Linked DNA regions of Homo sapiens: region 1 is linked to region 2. Evidence: chromatin loops called from intact Hi-C (ENCODE). Cell type or tissue: dorsolateral prefrontal cortex. All regions are shown on one strand. Each heading gives the region's core, and the rest is flanking DNA. Links, peaks and the distances in the headings are about the cores only. Region 1 overlaps TAFA5 (TAFA chemokine like family member 5). Region 2 overlaps TAFA5 (TAFA chemokine like family member 5).

Region 1 (8,322 bases), core at 313-8,312, 52 kb before region 2:
TGCCTCACTCCCTCTCGGGTCGGACTGCAGGAACCACCTGGCCTTGTCTGCTGCAGTCACTGCCCCGCCACACCTGTGTGATGTGTGCCCTGCAGACCAGAGCCCCCAGGGACACGAATCCCCTGCTGCCCCAGCGCCTCTTCGGGACACCCCACTTTCCTTTCAAAAATCAAAGGTCTTCCAACATGGGCCTGCCAAGAAGCTTCTCTTCCAGATGAATACAGATGGCAGAGGCTGATTTAAATAAATCTATTAATTATGTGCAGCTTAGCACGCGTGCATATGTGTGTAAGCTGCAGCTCCTAAATAATGTAATTCCGGGAGCCTCTGCATCTATTACATTTAATTGCTTCTCCCTGTGGTGCGCAGGATGGAGATGCAGCCACAACCTCACTAGGTCCCCGGAGCTTGGCAAACCCCAGAGGGGCTGCTCTGCAGGAGGGGCTGACCACAGGGGGCTCTGGGGATGCAGGGCCAGTGAGCACTTGCTGTGAGGGACCCGCCTCTTCTCACAGTCCCCTGGGAGCCTCCCCAGGACAAATTCTTCTCCTCTGCCTGTGATGCCCTCTGTGCCATTGGTCTCGGGTGACATCACCTCCCATCAGTGGCCCAGGAGTTTGATGAGACCACCAATCCCTACTATCCCCCTCCCGGAGTGGGGTTCAGCGTTTAGGGTCTTAGCCTGGTCCATGAATCCCAAAGTCATCAGAAGACTCTGCCCACAGGACAGGACACCTCCAGGGAGGGAGCTAGAACAAGAAGAGGGCCCTGGCTGGGGCAGGGGAGCAGGTGGCAGGGCCTCCACCCCTCACAAGCACCACCCAAGGCCAGGCCCAGCCCCTCCCAGGTCTGTGTACTTGAAGCAGCTGTTCCTTGAGAGATGGCTTGGCAGCCTCCAGCCAGCGGCCACAGCGCCCCCATCCCCACCCCCGTATCTTGCCCGATGCCCTCGGGTAGGTCTCCTGGACCAGCTTCCTGGGCTCCTGTCTCAGGGGATCGGACAAGGTCCCCTCTTCCCTGGGCCTTGCTGATGACGGGGTCACCTGGCTGCAGGAGGCCACAGACCACGGGGTGCCCGTGGCGTGGGGGGTGCACCCCAGGCCACTTCCAGCAGCTTCTCAGTGTTCAGTGGGTTTGCGGATTTTTGTTGTTGTTTTTGCCTTGTCTCCCTCTCTCCCTCTTCCCATAAAGATCCGCACTTCTGAAGACACAGACACGCTTGGAGACCTACGTTGTCAGAGTGAGAGTCAGGAAAAGCCACAGGAATGAGCTGGGAGCCCACGTCCTCCATCAGGGAGCAGCCGCCCTCCCCGGAAATCCCTCGCAGGACACGGTCTGAGCACCAGGGCTGAGCTCCGCTTGCTCTGCTGGTGAGACAGGGGATTGCTCTGAGAGCGAAAGGGAGGAGGGAGGAGAATGCCCAGGCACCTGGGAAGCCGGTCGTGCCGCTTAGGAAGAGCGCTGAGCCCACCGCCAGCCCCATGCCACCAGCCAGTATCCATTCATTCCTTCATTCATTCATCCATCCTCCCTCCCTTCACTCGGCATCCACGGAGCCCCTGTGTGCCAGGCCCTGGGCTGTTTGCTAAGAGACAGTGGTGGGTGGGGCAGGGACAGGTGTCCAGGACTGGGTGGCCCTGCAGTGGGAGTCGTCTGACCTCCTGCTGCCATGACAGCCACTGGAACAGCCTTCTCTTGTCTCCACCATCGGAGATCTCAGAGCCCCAGCCTCAGGGGCTACATTGCCACCCTGGGCCCCCGCCCAGGGACTCCCGAGGACACAGCTTGAAGAGGCTCGTAGGACCCCCTCTCAGGACCACTATGGGGAGAGGAAGCACCTGACCATGAGTGTCCCACTGTCTCTGCAGAGACACTCCTGCAAGCTCTGACACTCGGGGAAAGAGAGACCCACATCTTTGTAAAAACCAGCAGGCTCTTGAGAGGATTATAGGTCTGCAGAGAATCTTAGCATTTCATAATTTTTAAATTATATTCCAGACACCCAGGAAATTTTGAAATAATAATAATTTGGAGGTCTAATCTGTTAAAACAATAGCTTTTAATATTCATTTGTTACTGGCAATAAATGGCTGTAATAACCTGATGATGAAGCTGCTGTGACCTCCGCTGAACCTCAGCAATCTCATTTGCATTCTCATTAAAATGACAGTTTCAGTCTCATTCTTTGAAATCCATAATACCCTCCTTTCCAGAATTTCCAAAGCCTCCCTAAAGAGTAATTAACTCATGTGATTAAAAATGTAATATGTTGGGAACATTTTTTTACTTTATGAAGGTACCAGGTTAAAAGTTTTAATATGCACTGTATTAATCGTAAATCATTTTGATTTTTAAAAAACCCTTACAGAAAGAGAAGTAAATGGGAAAGCTTCATTGTCAATGTTGGATTATGATAATTTCCTTCCTATCCTAATTTTTATTAATGGAAAAAAAATGACGGCCTAAACTAGCCCGTCAAACTTCTGCACCTTCAAAGTCGAAGCCCAGACACCCGGGAGCATTTCCCTGGGGACATTTTTGCCGGGAGCCCTTTCAGAAAGTCTCCAGCCTCTTCCTCCCGATCCTTCAAAGGCTCTCCACAGCCTCATCTCTTCCCTGAGCCCAGGCGGGAGCTGAGCTCTTCTGAGCGGCCGCCCGAGGACCTGGGTTCTGGAAGCGGGAGCAGGATAAAAAGGAAGCCTGTGGTTTGTACCTCATTTGTCGCTTTGGGGGAATTTCCGTATCTTCTTTGATGCTCCCATTCAGTGGCCTGGACAAGCACAGTGTCCACGCTTGGCCAGGACGGAGGCCAAGAGCTGGGCAGGTGGACGGTGATCACCTAATGAGCATCAAACAGCCTCCACTGTCAAGTTCTCGGTTGGATTCCAGGGGCCTTGACAAGCCCTCCCAGCAAAAAGAGGCCACAGGCTGAACAGACGAGGACCGGGCATGCCAGGGCTGCACCCCAGGTCAGGCAGACAGGGAGGGCACCACCAGCCCGGAGAGAGAGCCGTGGGAGGCAGACGGGCCTGCACCACGGCAGGCATGGAGGTATGCTCAGAGACACTGTAGGAACCTTCCAGAACACTGTCTGGGCCCCGGGTGGGGGACAGAGTCAAGGACAGTGGTGCCTGGTGATCTGTCCCCTCCCAGCCCTGCCCCAGGACTCATCCCTGGGACGCCTCCTCACCCTCTCCCACCATCCTGTCCCTGGTGCAGGTCTCCCCATGACCCCATCCTCCTCCTGGGTGTCCAGTGCATGCGGCCAGGGAAGCCTGCATCCTGCTTCCCTCCCTCCATCCTATTCCCTCTGGCCCGGGCGCCTCCGGGCAATCTGTCCTTGGTCAGGGTACTGGGCATGCAGCCAGGAACAGAGCTGAGACCGACCCGTGTCTGTGGGGGCACATGGAGGGCACAGGAACCACTGTCCATCGCACAGAGCCAGGGCATGGGGGCCTCCACGGAGACATAGTGAGCCAGGCAGGAGGGGCACAGAGCGGGGGGCCTGTGGAGTCAAGGTGGTCCAGGAGGGCTCCCCTGACGAGGCGGCATTTGGGCATCTGAGGGAAGCTGGGATCACACAAGTCAGGAGGATGTCTAGAGAGGAAGCTTCCAGAGGAAGGCAACAGCAGGGTCTGAGCTGAGCCCGTGCTGGGTGTGGTGGTGGGAGATGAGGGGTGGGCTCTCGGGGTGAAAGATGCATGAATGAATGAGCAGTAGGCAGACCAATCTCTGCCTGTGACCAGGTGGTTGGGGACGAGCCCCCCTCAGATCAGCCCCAGGTCTGAGTCTCTGGGGTATTCTGCAGGGAATGCAGACAGGGCCGTCACAACAGTGGGAAACCAGGGGCTCAGCACCCAGGGCTGGCTCTGGGCCTCCTCCCTCGGGGTGAGCCCTGGAAGCCCCATATAGGTGCAATCCCAGCTGCCCCTCCTCTTCCCTGGGAGCCTGGCCGGGCCCCTCGGAGGATGATAAATGTTTATTTAAGGTTTTTCCAGTTGTCAGTATGATAAACGGACCCTTGACAAAATCAATGAATCAAGTAAGCTGAGCTAATCTACAGGGGCCCCTCTGGAAGGGGTCTCCCACCCTGCCCGCAACTCCGAGCCCTGCGACGGGGGTTCTAGATGATCGATCCATTTAGGCAGAGCTGGGCATGGGCGTGGGTTCCGCCGGGCTGTGAAGTCTCCATGTCCTGACCCAAGGAGAGCAGGCTGCCCACCTCGTGGCCTGCAGGACCCCGAGAGAGGATGTACACGCTCATAAGGGCTTCCCACAGCAGGCAGCGCTGACAGAGTCAGCCAGCAGCTACATCAGCAGAGGGATTTGTTTCCTAAACGGGACCCCCTGAGAAGGTTTCCTGAGGGCTTCAGCCCATCAGACTTCTGCCACTGCCTCCAGGAAGCCCTCCTCCCTGCCCAGAGCCCAACTCCTGGGTGACAGCAGCCAGGCACCAGGACACCAGCAAGCAAAGGCAGCTGGCCCACAGGAGGCAAGTGTGGACCCTTCTCCACAGCAGAAGAGCCATGTGAGGTCCGCTGTGACTGGTGACTCCTTGGGAGGGGCTCTCTGGTGGTCCCCGGGAGCCCACACAAGGAGGGCTCACAGTGCACAGGCTGCAGCCACACAGCCACAGTGACAGAGCACAGCAGAGGGAGCACTGGAGGACGCTTCCTGCCGGGAGGACAGTCAGAGCTGAACGGCCATCGCAGGGCGTGGGGCCAGCACTGCCTTCCCGCAGGAGCCCGTGCTCTCAATCAGTTTTCCACAGGGCTCCCAACTCCCACCAGGGGCTCAGAGGCTATTCATTTGATCTCACACCTCTGTTACCAACAGCGGCCACACCCACACTTGCCATGGGAAAGCGCGGGGCAGCAGGTGGGTCCTGGGCCAGCCAGGGGAGCGGGCGGGGCAGAGGTGCGGCTCTCCTGGAGAAGGGTCTTTGGGGAGGCGAGAGAAGGCAGCACTTGTCACAGAGTTTCCTTAGCCCCCGTCTCCCCTCCTGCACCTGCTTCCATCACTGCTGCAGACCACGAGAAGGGTGGGTGCCAGAACCCTGCCCCCCTTAGGACCCCATGCACATCGTCACAGGCCCCTCAAGAAAACACTTGCGACAGACCCCAACAGGTCTATATTTAGAGCTGAACTTTAAGCCAAATATCAAGGAGTTCTGGAGCGGAATTCTTGATGGGCTGGGCCCCTTAGTGTGTGCCTGGAAAACCAGCGAGCCGCCATCACCTGGTCCCATCCTGCTCATGCAGCTCCTCCAGTTCTTGCAAGCTTTTCATGGACAGTGGCCTTGCCCAGGAGGTGAGAGGAGAGGATACGGGTCTGCTGTTGACACTGGGGCTAGACGGGGCTGGCACCTGCCAAGACTATGCCAGGCGTCTGGGTCAGAGCCGAGCCGCCCAGCCCTCGGCTGGTGTTTTCCTCCCCGAGCTCAGACGCACTGACCTGGGGGGCTCCCTGCCTTCCAGGGTGCTGCAGGCCCAGCCTTGTCCAGGTCAGGGTCAGGGGCCCTGGGAGCCCAGGCTGAGGGGTCTTCAGCATGGCTGTGCTGTCAGAGGCCACATTCATGCTGTGCCTGCCTCCTGCTCACTGAGACACCACAGGGAGGGACCTCACCCCGTGCCCCAGAGGGGCACGGAGGACTTTGCATGATGTTCCCCAGGGGTGCCCTCAGAGCAGCCCTGGGGGAGAGGGGACACCACAGCAGCCCATCTTATGATGTCCAAATCAGGACCAGGGCCCTCAGAGCAGCCCTGGTGGGGAGGGGACACCACAGCAGCCCATCTTACGATGCCCCAAGCAGGACTAGGAATGTCTGCCTCACCCCCAGGTGACACAGGAACGAAAGGGATCCACATGGTCCCGGGCACGACTCAGGCCTGAATCCTGGAGGCACCGCTCTTTCCCGAGAACAAGAAGGTCAGAGAAAGCTTTCTGGAGCCCAGACACCCGTGGATCAGAGTAGGGGGCCCTGGATCAGGATGTACCTTGTCCGGACTCCACACCCAACCACTGTGTGGTCCCAGGCAAGCCACCTCACCTTGGAGCCGCAGGTTCCAACCTGCAAAGGGACCTTGGGAGGATCCAGCAGCATCAAGTGCGGAAGGCGATGGAACCTGCTAGGAACCGTGGGATGAGGGTAGGGGGCAGGGCATATCTGCTTTGATACAAGACACTCCTTCACACAATGCCGGCATTTCCCAGGGGCACCTGGCTCCGTGGGGGTCAAAGCCCTCACATCTGGTTCCATCCAGATGTGACCTCTTAGCTTACTCCCAGAGAGCCATCCAGGGTCCTGCTGGGCACCTCCGACCAGTCTGTGGGAAAGGTGCATGAGAGGCCCATGTGCCAGCCTGGAAGCCCTTGCCCTCTCATGGCGCTCCTGTCTGCATCTGGCCTCACCTGTGGCCTGCACTGACCCTGTTCTCCCAGGCCTACACCTTATCCCGGCCAGATGCGCCATCTGCCCAGGCCCTGGAGCCAAGCACTCAACTCCTGGAGCCTTCTCTAGCTCTAGGTAGGCTGTGTGTGGAAACAGGGCAGGGCCACCTCGGGTGGACACACACAGGCTGCTACACCCATGCCCAGCATACCCCAAAGTTCCCAGCTTCTGATACAGGCCAGCTTTGCCACATACGAGTCACTTAATGTTCTCAGTTACTGAAACACTCTGTGACTCGGTTTCTCTTTGAGAAGGAGAGGGATGTGACAGTACCTGACAGGGTGGCCTCAGGGATGAGTGCATCATTGCAAGGAAATCATTCGGACCTCGCCTGGTGCAGAGCAAGCTGGCAATGAACACCCAGGACCACAAGTCCAATTCCCGAGGGCGTCTGGCACTGCTAGCGGGGGACTTTGCCTGTTCATCCATCTCCGAACTTAGTCCTCAGACCTGGGCAGGGGCCCGTGCTTGTCCTCAATGTGCACAGTTGCCACAGCTCTGACAACCACTCCAGGCCACACAGCAGTTGGTGTGGAAGATGAAGCCCAACCCGGCACTGCCTGGTCCTGAAGCCCAAAGCCTGGCCCTGGCCCTGCCACACCATCAGGGGCAGTCATCTCCAAAAGCAGGATAGGCAGGACCACTGCAGTTTTACAGGAGCAGGTGGTCCCTTGGGAGGCACCTGCGCCTGCTTTTGCTGAGTCCCTGCATCCTGCTTGGTATTGTCATGGTGTCCCCTTCTCCAAATGCCACCACATGAATACCATGAATAAGATTTAAATTCAAATTAGGGCCACTTTCTGGAATGCATGCAGAATCATTTGCTGCACCAAAGTTCAGAAGAGCACGGATCCAGTACTAGCCACCCATCTCCCTGCTCAGTGCTGACCACCAGCTGCCTGGTGGCGAATGGATTCCATGTCCCTGAAGCTCATATTGTTCCGGGCATTTATTGATGGTCCAGGTAATTCAAACACGCTGATGAGCAGGTATCAACATCAGGCCTGGGCTGGAAGCCCTCTGTGTCTACACACTGCAGACTACTTGGCAATTAATTTTTTGGTGACTGTCTAAAGAGAATCAAGGCAGAGAAATGGGATCATGAATCCTGCCTTTGGCTGGAAGCGAGGCTCATTCCCTTTGAGAAAGGTGTGGTATGTGTTTACTCTTCCTATTTCTACTCAGGAGACAATGTATGATGAAACTGTGTCATTTCATGCCAATGAATTCACATTTTATGTGGGAAAACTCTTCTTTAGGTCAATCTGATCGCTATAAAGAACTTCTCTTTGGCCAAAAGGCTCTTCCAGCATGGGTGTGAAGGCTTCTTGTGATATAATTCCCAAAAAGACAATGAGTTCAGTGAAACCAAATGACTTTAGTCCAGCAGTGGGCCAAGCATTTAATAAGCACCTGCTGTATGCCAGGTAGTATAGGGAACTGGATTAAAGGGGCCAGGAGATAAGAGACTTCGGTTGTTAGGCGACTGTTGGGAAAACTCTCATGCACGCTCTCACCTGCGCTGATGCTGCGCTTGGCCATGTGGCCTGCTTTAGCCAGTGGGATTTTCATGACCTGGAGGGGCTGGCAGTGATGTGGTTCTGAGGCTGGGCCTGCCCCTGTGAAATGCAGCCCTGAACCCAACCCACCACCTGGAGCCCAGCCTGCCGAGAGCAGCAAAGCTCCCCCAGTCCACTCCCCTGCCCCAGAGCCTGGAGCCTGGGGTCCAGTCTGACCCCACTGTAGCTGACCCACAGACCCACGGTCAAAGCCACCACTGCTGACCCAGGGTCCCGAACAGCACTGTGAGGCCCGAGTTTCTGGTTTGTTCCAGAGACAGGCACCCAATCTCAAAAAATATATACTGGTTG
Region 2 (8,322 bases), core at 288-8,287:
CTGAGCCCCCCAAGGCTGGACCCTGCAGCCCCTCTGCCCCACCCTGCCCTGGCAGCTGCTGCTGGCAAGGATCCTAACACAATCGCCTGCAGGGGTCTCTGGGATTCGGCGAGCCATCCCAGGACACTAGGAAAAGCCACTTGCTCTGATAAGCTCCCAGAACAACCTTGACTCATTTTCTGCCAAACACTGCCTTGTGCCTTCCATGCATGTCCTGCCAGAGCTGGCTGTGGGGCAGGTGAGCCCCAAACAGGGAGCCCCCTCTCCAGGCCTCAGCACACCCCCAGGAGTCTGTGAAGCTCTGTGTCCTTCCCCCCAAATGATAAAGCTGAGCCAGTCTGACAGCATGTGGGAAACGTCCCCCAGCAAGGTGCCCGGACTCACGGCCTCACCAGCCCAACTGCCCAGGAGGAAAAGAATGTCATTGGACTCCTTCAAATGATGGTGTGAGCCACCCAGAGCAGAGGACTCCCTCTCCAAGACCAGCTGCCCCCCTGCCCAGCCCCCGGAAGTCTTTCTGCTGCAGGGCAGCGCCCCCATGGGGAGGGCTCCCTAAGCACGGCTGGATTAAGAATGGACCTTTGCTAAACAGAATTATCCCAATCTCATGGAAACACATGCACCTAAGATAAAGTGCTGGGAGAACAAACCCCCAGGACGCCACCCTGGGTTATCTCTGAGCCACAAGATAAGGTGGCCTGGCCCACTCTGCCAGCCGAGGGAGTGTCACCTGGATGGCCTCCAGTCCAGCCCGCACCCCTAAAGCTCGGTGGAGCCAAATCTCACTCTGTTGTCTCTCAGAAGTGCCCACTCGATCGCTGGTACCAGAAATGAAGAGTGAGCAACTGGGTGTTGAGTTCTGGGGTGGAACCTGGGTTAGGCATGATACAGAGAGCAGGGTCCCAGCCTGGCTTATGGAGCCCACCTGAGTGTGAGTGTGTGGTCCTGGGTGACAATCCTGAGCTGGCTCGGCACCCCACACACTCGGGGTCCTGTGGTGCTGGTGTGTCGTGGGGATGGGCTCCTTCCCAGAGTGTAACAGACAAAAGCCACCTGACGTCTGAGGAGCTGATGGGGGTGCGAGTGTCATCTAACATCACCATGGGGACAATGGCACTTGGGACTTTTAGAGCTTCTCCCGTGTTCGAAAACACTTTCTTTTTCATCTGAGAACCTCAAAATGATGGAAGCAAAAGTAGATCAAAAAATGACCACCTTCAGCAAATGCACGTCTATTTTCATCAATGAAACACTAATTTTGATTAAAGCATAGTCTTTTTGAAGATTCCGTTTGTAGCTGGATGGCAGCCCATGGCTGGAAACAGGAGAAAGTGCTGAGACAGACTGGGAAGCCTTTGGCTACCGGCTTCCACTGTCCCTGGCACTTTTGGTGATGCGTTTTGCTCTTTCCTCCATGTGGGGAGCCCTCGTCTCTAGGCTGTGGGTTCTGAAACCTTCCCAAGTTCACGAGTCCACATCTGCTCTGGCAAGGCCCGTCCACAATGTGCTTGGCGTAAAGCAAGAGGGACACCAGGCCAAAGGTATCTGCCCTCAGGGGCCCACGAGTCAGTGGCTTCCCATGCACCTGGCACCAGCCAGACTTTTCACAACTCACGTGTTCAGCAAATGCACACACCCCACCCATGCTCCCGAGGTCCTTCCCAGGGGCAGCAAGAACTCTTCTCTCTGGAAGCCCCTGCCTTCTCCAGCTCACAGACATGGCAGAGCCCTGGTAATGGGACAGACCTCCTCACACAGGCAGCTCAGAGGAGCCACCCGCTGCCTCCCGACACAGCCACAGAACCCCGAAAATGAGCCAACAAGACTCACAGATGACTGCATGGAAGAGCATGGGAAGGTCCCGCGTGGATCTGGGACCCACATCCTTCCACCTCTGCAGGGCAGGAGCCTAGAAGCATGAATTAGCACCAATAAATGAACATGAGTCCTATATGACCCGTTGGTGGTATTTAGCTACATTCTGGGATGTGCTATCAGGGAATGGAATGCTACAGAAGAGAAGCCATTTGAAAGCACAGCAAAAGTGTCTTTTCGAAATAGAGGCCACTCTTGGCCAGGTGCGGTGGTGGCTCATGCCTGTAATCTCAGCATTTTGGGAGACCGAGGGGGGCGGATCACCTGAGGTCAGGAGTTTGAAATCAGCCCGGCCAACATGGCAAAACCACGTCTCTTCTAAAAATACAAAAATTAGCCAGGTGTGGTGGCGGGCGCCTGTAGTCTCAGCTACTCGGGAGGCTGAGGCAGGAGAATCACTGGAACCTGGGAGGTGGAGGCTGCAGTGAGCCGAGATCACACCACTTCACTCCAGGCTGGGAGACAGAGTCGGACTCCATCTCAAAAAAAAAAAAAAAAAAATTCCAAAGAGAGGCCACTCCCAAGTCAGAGCAGCAGAGTCCAAAACATTAGAAGTCTTGGAGCCATTAACACTGTAACTGCTGCAAAAGCCTAAGACAAAAGTACTCCCAGCTCCCCCAGAAATGCAGCACCAAGGCATCGGGCCCCAGGCATGCTTTAGAACAATGTGCCTCAACAGGTAATAAAACCAAATACACAGGAGATACTGAAATGACAACAAATTAGGTTCTCTCCCAGTCCAATCCCATTGTATGTTAATCTCAGACCATCGGCCTCAACAAAGCTCCAAGCAGATTTGTTTGCAGGTCAACCAGGACAGGCAGACTCCTCAGTCTTCTTGTTATCCAATGGATTTTTAAAAAGAAATAAGTAAATTCTGAGATGTTCATTGTCATAAAACTGGTATCTATTTTTCTAAAACATCAGGTGAAAACCGTCATGGTAGAGACAGCGGGTGGGCCACAGGCTGGCAGCAATGACATTGGGAGAACCCACACAGACAGTATTCACCGGCCCCTCCAGCTTTAAGTTCAAAACCTGAAGACCAGGCAGGCGGCATGGGGCGGAATGGATGGGGTGCCCTGAAGTGACCGCACACCCCATCTCTGCAACTCCTCCATTCTGCCTGCTGTTTCAGAAGACCATTCTGGGGACGTCAGTAAGCCTGGGTGCTAGTGGGTCTGGGTGTAGTGGGGACAGATGCACCCTCCGGGGCACAGAGAGGGGCTGAGAAGAGCGGCCACACTCAGCGGCCTGGCTCAGCCCTCACTCCGCCACACCCCTGGGGCCTCCAGGGGACAGGAAAGGAGATGCTGGTACACTCCTGGGCTGTGTCTCAGTCCCAGTTCCCATTACTGCATCCCATCAGATTCCCTGGGGCCCGTGAGGCCTGGGAGGTCAGCAGAACTCAGCCTTCCGAGCCCTTCCCACCTGTGTCCTCATCCCTCCTCTATCTCTCCCCGGGCACCCCCGACTACCTCTCCCCAGGCACCCCCGACTGCCCCTTCCCTTGGAGAGATGGGCCAGGACCAGGAAGGCGTCCAGGAGGGAAGCAGAGGCCGTCACCCGAGTTCACGCCGCCAGCCTCTGCAGCACACCGCCCGGGTGCTGGAGCCTGTCTCCAGGACAGAACGCCCAGACGCGAGGGCGGGAAAATGCACCAAAAACCAAAAGGCCAACGGGCCTTAGGTTTGCTCAGAGCAGGTTGGGGAGTCAGGCCTGGGCACACTGAAGGCCTCGGGGGCTGACTCAAGGTGCCCGGTGCCCGGGAGAGAAGGCCTCACTCCAATCAATCCATGCATTCAGGCCACAGCTCCTCAAGGCTTTGGAGCACGAGCCAGTCTTGTGGCAGCGCGGAGGGAGGGGCTCACCACGGTGGAGGCAAAGCCACTCACAGCCCGAGAAAGGCAGTGGCTCAGAATGTCTGGTGGCGGGGGAAGGGTGGGGGTGACAAGGAAGGCAGGGCCAGAAGCCCTGGGAAGGCCTGGTTGACCAGTTTGGAGGTGACAGGGACACAGTGGCCATGCCCATGGAAGGGGCCTTGGGCAGTCAGCGGGAGATGACCTTGAGGCTGACCTTCAAAGATGCGTCCCTGACAGGACCCCAAGCATGCCCCAGCTCCTCCCGTTAGCTTCTTCCATGGCAAACAGCACACATACCAAGCACCAGCCCTACCCGAGCAGGGCCAGGCCCATCCCCACCTCCTGAGTCCCCCAGCCCTGTCTGTGTGCATCCAGGAACCCGAGGCGGCGACGGCAGGCTGGGTTCTGGGACACAGTGCGATGTCAGCCAGTCCCCCAGTGCTACTACGAGCTAGATACTGGTGACTCACTTCCCAATTAGCCACGTCGTCACGGGAAGCGCAAGTCAGGCCTGCTAAGTATGCGTGTTTCACAGGGTTTACTCTCCAGCTCAGCCGAGAAGAGGCGGACAGCACAGCCCGCCTGCGGGCCCGGCGCCTTCCACACCCCCTTCCTCCTCAGCAGCATCGGGGCTGCTCTACCCAAGGAGGCCGGCACGCACTGTGTGCTCAGGGACACCTGGTCACCCGTCTGTGCAAGCTCACTTTGCTCCACAGTGGCCCAAGTGACCCGTCCCCTATTTGAAAACACACTAGAGGTGTTTGTCGAGCAATGTTTCAACTTCATTGTGTGAATTACAAGCAAAATCCCATCAGTCCCTTAGCCCGTGAAGCTGAAGCCAAAAGCAAACAAGCATCACTTTAAGCTGTTGTTGGTCAGGGACAGGGGAGTGGGGTCAGGGCCCAGACGAGCCTGCCATCTGCATTATGGGGCCTTGGAGTCTGAGGCTGGGATCGCTGATACAGAACTGTACAACCCTGCCGCGTCACCTCCGTTTTTATCATCCTAAAATTGAGGGTCTGGAAGACAATGAGCACCATCAATTTCGGGCTGGAAAACTGAGGCCCAAAGAGGAAAAGCCTTAACCTCCCCTCATCTTACCAAGCAAAGGGGTCTCTGAGAATTGCTGAATTTGAAGGGAACAGAAGGTGGCTTTGGTTTAAGACACATGGAGTCTGAGGATACAAAGGGAGGTGCGGTTCCAGCTGACCAGATCTGGAGCTGCAGGCAGACTCACGGGTGTGTGTGTGTTGGGAGTGCTGTCTAACACCCCGGAACGCACATTTGCACCACATAACAGAAGCACACTCCACGCCCCAGCCCACCACATGCACGACAAGGGGACCCGGGAGGGAAGGTCCGCCTTGCCCTAAAAAGAGGGGAGGAAGACGGCCCTGGAAACAGGAAAGTCCTGACTCAGCAACAAAGGTTGGGGGTGGCAGAGGTCGCCCCAGGCAGGAGGCTGCCCACAGGATGAGAATAGCCTGCCTGGAGGCAGCATCCAGTGTAGAGTGGAGCTGAGTGTTCTACCAGCACAGGCCGGCTGACCCCGGCGCCACCCCCCTGCGGAGGGCCCTACTGAGCCTGAGCTCAGCCAGGGACCAGGAACCAGGGACCAGAGTCAGGGGAGCCGGCTAGAACAGAAGGGCACGTCGGTGCTAGGCTGGGGGAGGCGCAGAGATGGACATAAAGCAAACTCTAGGCAACCAAGGGTCCCACCAGCAGAGCAGAACTTCCTGGGGAGAAATCCACTTAGGAAATGCGGGCTGTAGACACCACAGAAATCTCCAAAAATCACACTTGGGGACTCAGCCACCTCCTGGAAAGGCAGGCGTAATGAAACAAGCAGGAAGATGAGGGGAAAGGCTGATGGGCGCCGCCGTCGGTGCGGGAGTGTTTGATTGCCTCTAAATGGCTTCATCACCATCGGCAGCACGGTTACATGTGAAATGCGGAGAAATTAAGACAGAGAAGAGATTGCAAGCAACTGGTGAACCCTGCGCTGATTCCAAGCTCTGGAAACAGAAGTGTGTGGAAACGTGCAGAGACACCTCCCTCCCGGCAGACAGCCTTTCCAGCAGCTCCGCCGGTCTGGGAGGGGCTGCACTGAGCCTGCAGGAGCTGTCTCTGCACAGAGAAACAGTCACGGGAGGCAAGGGACACGCACGGGACGGGGACTTGGGCTGAACTTCCTCAGACCCCCACGCTGGCCCGTCCAGCTGCAGAAGTGGAGAAACCCAGAAACTGTAAGATTGCCACCCTGCTGGTATTGAGTCCACACCAGGAAATACCAGCACAAGTGTGCTTGCTGGGGCCACAGACAAGGTATAGGTGCGCTAGAGCAGGGCTTCCAGTGGGCTGATTGTCCCAGGGTCAGGCGGCAAGGTCCAGAGACATCTTTGGTTGTCACAACTGGGAGGAGGGGCCCCTGGCATCAAGTGGGGGGTGGCCGGGGTGCTCGCAAAGCCCCGCCATGTACAGGCAGACCCCTGCCACAGAGCATGGCCCAGCTCTAAATGACCCCAGTGCTGCCCTGAGAAACCCTGAACTGGGAGAAATTGGAACAAGTGCAACTTTAACGAGAACAAAGATTGGGGAGCTGTCACTGCAGAAGTCCAGAAAAAGAGGCCAAAAGGAGGGTTTGAGTTTTCCACTCTAGCAACGAGAAAAGTCCTACTAAATATACCTACCAATTCTGAGCTCTTCCCAGGTATTCCACATATTATTATTATTAATCAAACTGTTAGAACCAAAGATATCTTTGGAATCCAGGAGACTTAGTTTGCAAGAGGACAGCAGCCCTCCAGCCCCTGCCTCTTCAGCCCCACCCCTAGGCTTGCAGCCACTCCTACCCTCAGCCCACTCTTCAGCCCCGCCTCCAGGTGGGCCCCACCCCACTCTTCAGCCCCGCCTTCAGGCCCCCAGCCCTGCCCCTTCAGCCCCGCCCCCAGGCTTGCAGCCCCACCCCTAGGCTTGCAGCCTCTCCTACCCTCAGCCCACTCTTCAGCCCCGCCTCCAGGTGGGCCCCACCCCACTCTTCAGCCCCGCCTTCAGGCCCCCAGCCCTGCCCCTTCAGCCCCGCCCCCAGGCTTGCAGCCCCACCCCTAGGCTTGCAGCCTCTCCTACCCTCAGCCCACTCTTCAGCCCCGCCTCCAGGTGGGCCCCACCCCACTCTTCAGCCCCGCCTCCAGGTGGGCCCCACCCCACTCTTCAGCCCCGCCTCCAGGTGGGCCCCACCCCACCCTTCAGCCCCGCCTCCAGGCCTCCAAACCTGCCCCTGCCCTCAGCCCCGCCCCCAGGCCTCCAGCCCCGCCCCCAGGATTCCAGCTACTCCTCTGACCCTCAGCCCCGCCCCCAGGCCTCAGCCCCGCCCCCAGGATTCCAGCTACTCCTCTGACCCTCAGCCCCGCCCCCAGGCCTCCAGCCCCGCCCCCAGGATTCCAGCTACTCCTCTGACCCTCAGCCCCGCCCCCAGGCCTCAGCCCCGCCCCCAGGATTCCAGCTACTCCTCTGACCCTCAGCCCCGCCCCCAGGCCTCCAGCCCCGCCCCCAGGATTCCAGCTACTCCTCTGACCCTCAGCCCCGCCCCCAGGCCTCAGCCCCGCCCCCAGGATTCCAGCTACTCCTCTGACCCTCAGCCCCGCCCCCAGGCCTCAGCCCCGCCCCCAGGCCTAAACCCAGACTGATGACCCCTGGCCACTGGACACTCCAGTCTTGTCTTTCAAGCTTCTTGGCTGCGCTGAGGCGGAAATGCCGTCTTTTCTAGAGCTGTTCTACGAGTGCAGAAACAGGGGCAAGGGGCTGGCCCAGAAACCAGCAGCGAGGCTGCGGAGCATCCCTGAAGATGGAAGAACCCTGCCGGGCCCCGTGGGACCGCAGGCCCCGGCTTCTCCTCCCTGCGTCCTCCCTCCACCCAGGGCAAGGTCCGCCCATACGGGAAGGAGGGAGGCGCGGCCTGGAACACCGCAGGCGGGGGCGGAACGGGGCCATGGTCCCTGGCAGGGCTGATTTCCATGGATGGGCCACTGCTGGGGAGCCCCGAGCCCGTGGGGAGTGGAGCTGGCACCGGGAGGAAGCCCAGACCTGGAGTCAGGCAGGCAGGCCTGCAGTCCCTGTGCGGGACCAGCCCCACCGCTCCCCATAAGGAGGGGGCCTCCAGTCCAGCAGCTCCTCCCCTGGTGGCTGGGAGGTGAGGGGGCGCCAAGCCTCTTTCTGGAAGGTGAAATGCAAGCACAGCAGCCTGTTACTGTGTTAGTGGTATTGCTTTCTCTGTATTTTCTTTCCTATATTCATTCAGAGATCCTGAACCAAGCATGAAGATGCTGTGGGCGACAGATTCCTGCATGTGCCTTTAGGTGGCACAGCCTACGCCGTTAACCCCCAGGAAACCAGGGCCCCTGATGGCTGGACCACCCCGCCTGCCCTTCACAACTCTCCCTGCGGTGCACCTGCAAACCAGGACCACACAGCGCCCTAAACGAGCAGGCAGTCCCAGCAGAGGTAGAGCCAGACCCCTCTGTGCCCAGCTCTGGGTGGAGTGGGTGACGTCAGAAGACATCGCCTACCACAAGTGGGCCCTCCTCTG

Evidence for each region. Hi-C counts contacts between places; a loop is a spot of excess contacts. Peaks named below come from ENCODE experiments on the same cell type or tissue, not always from the same donor. Only the 100,000 strongest peaks of a DNase experiment are listed, where the experiment ranks them.
Region 1: a loop joins it to region 2, with 4 times the contacts of the local background. A loop is called at or near these places in 1 of 110 quality-filtered maps.

What each region holds. Positions count from the first base shown.
Region 1 is chr22:48,548,400-48,556,721 of GRCh38, reverse strand. The region is part of intron 1 of TAFA5 (TAFA chemokine like family member 5); the gene reads right to left. Among named protein-coding and RNA genes, the nearest start is that of TAFA5, 63 kb to the right of the region's middle. RefSeq lists an enhancer at 8,156-8,322. In dorsolateral prefrontal cortex, for the core only: no CTCF peak of the experiment used is centred there; no DNase peak of the experiment used is centred there.
Region 2 is chr22:48,496,575-48,504,896 of GRCh38, reverse strand. The region is part of intron 1 of TAFA5 (TAFA chemokine like family member 5); the gene reads right to left. Among named protein-coding and RNA genes, the nearest start is that of TAFA5, 11 kb to the right of the region's middle. RefSeq lists enhancers at 4,729-5,642, 7,209-8,068. In dorsolateral prefrontal cortex, for the core only: no CTCF peak of the experiment used is centred there; a DNase peak (open chromatin) is centred at 4,221; H3K27ac peaks cover 1,127 bases.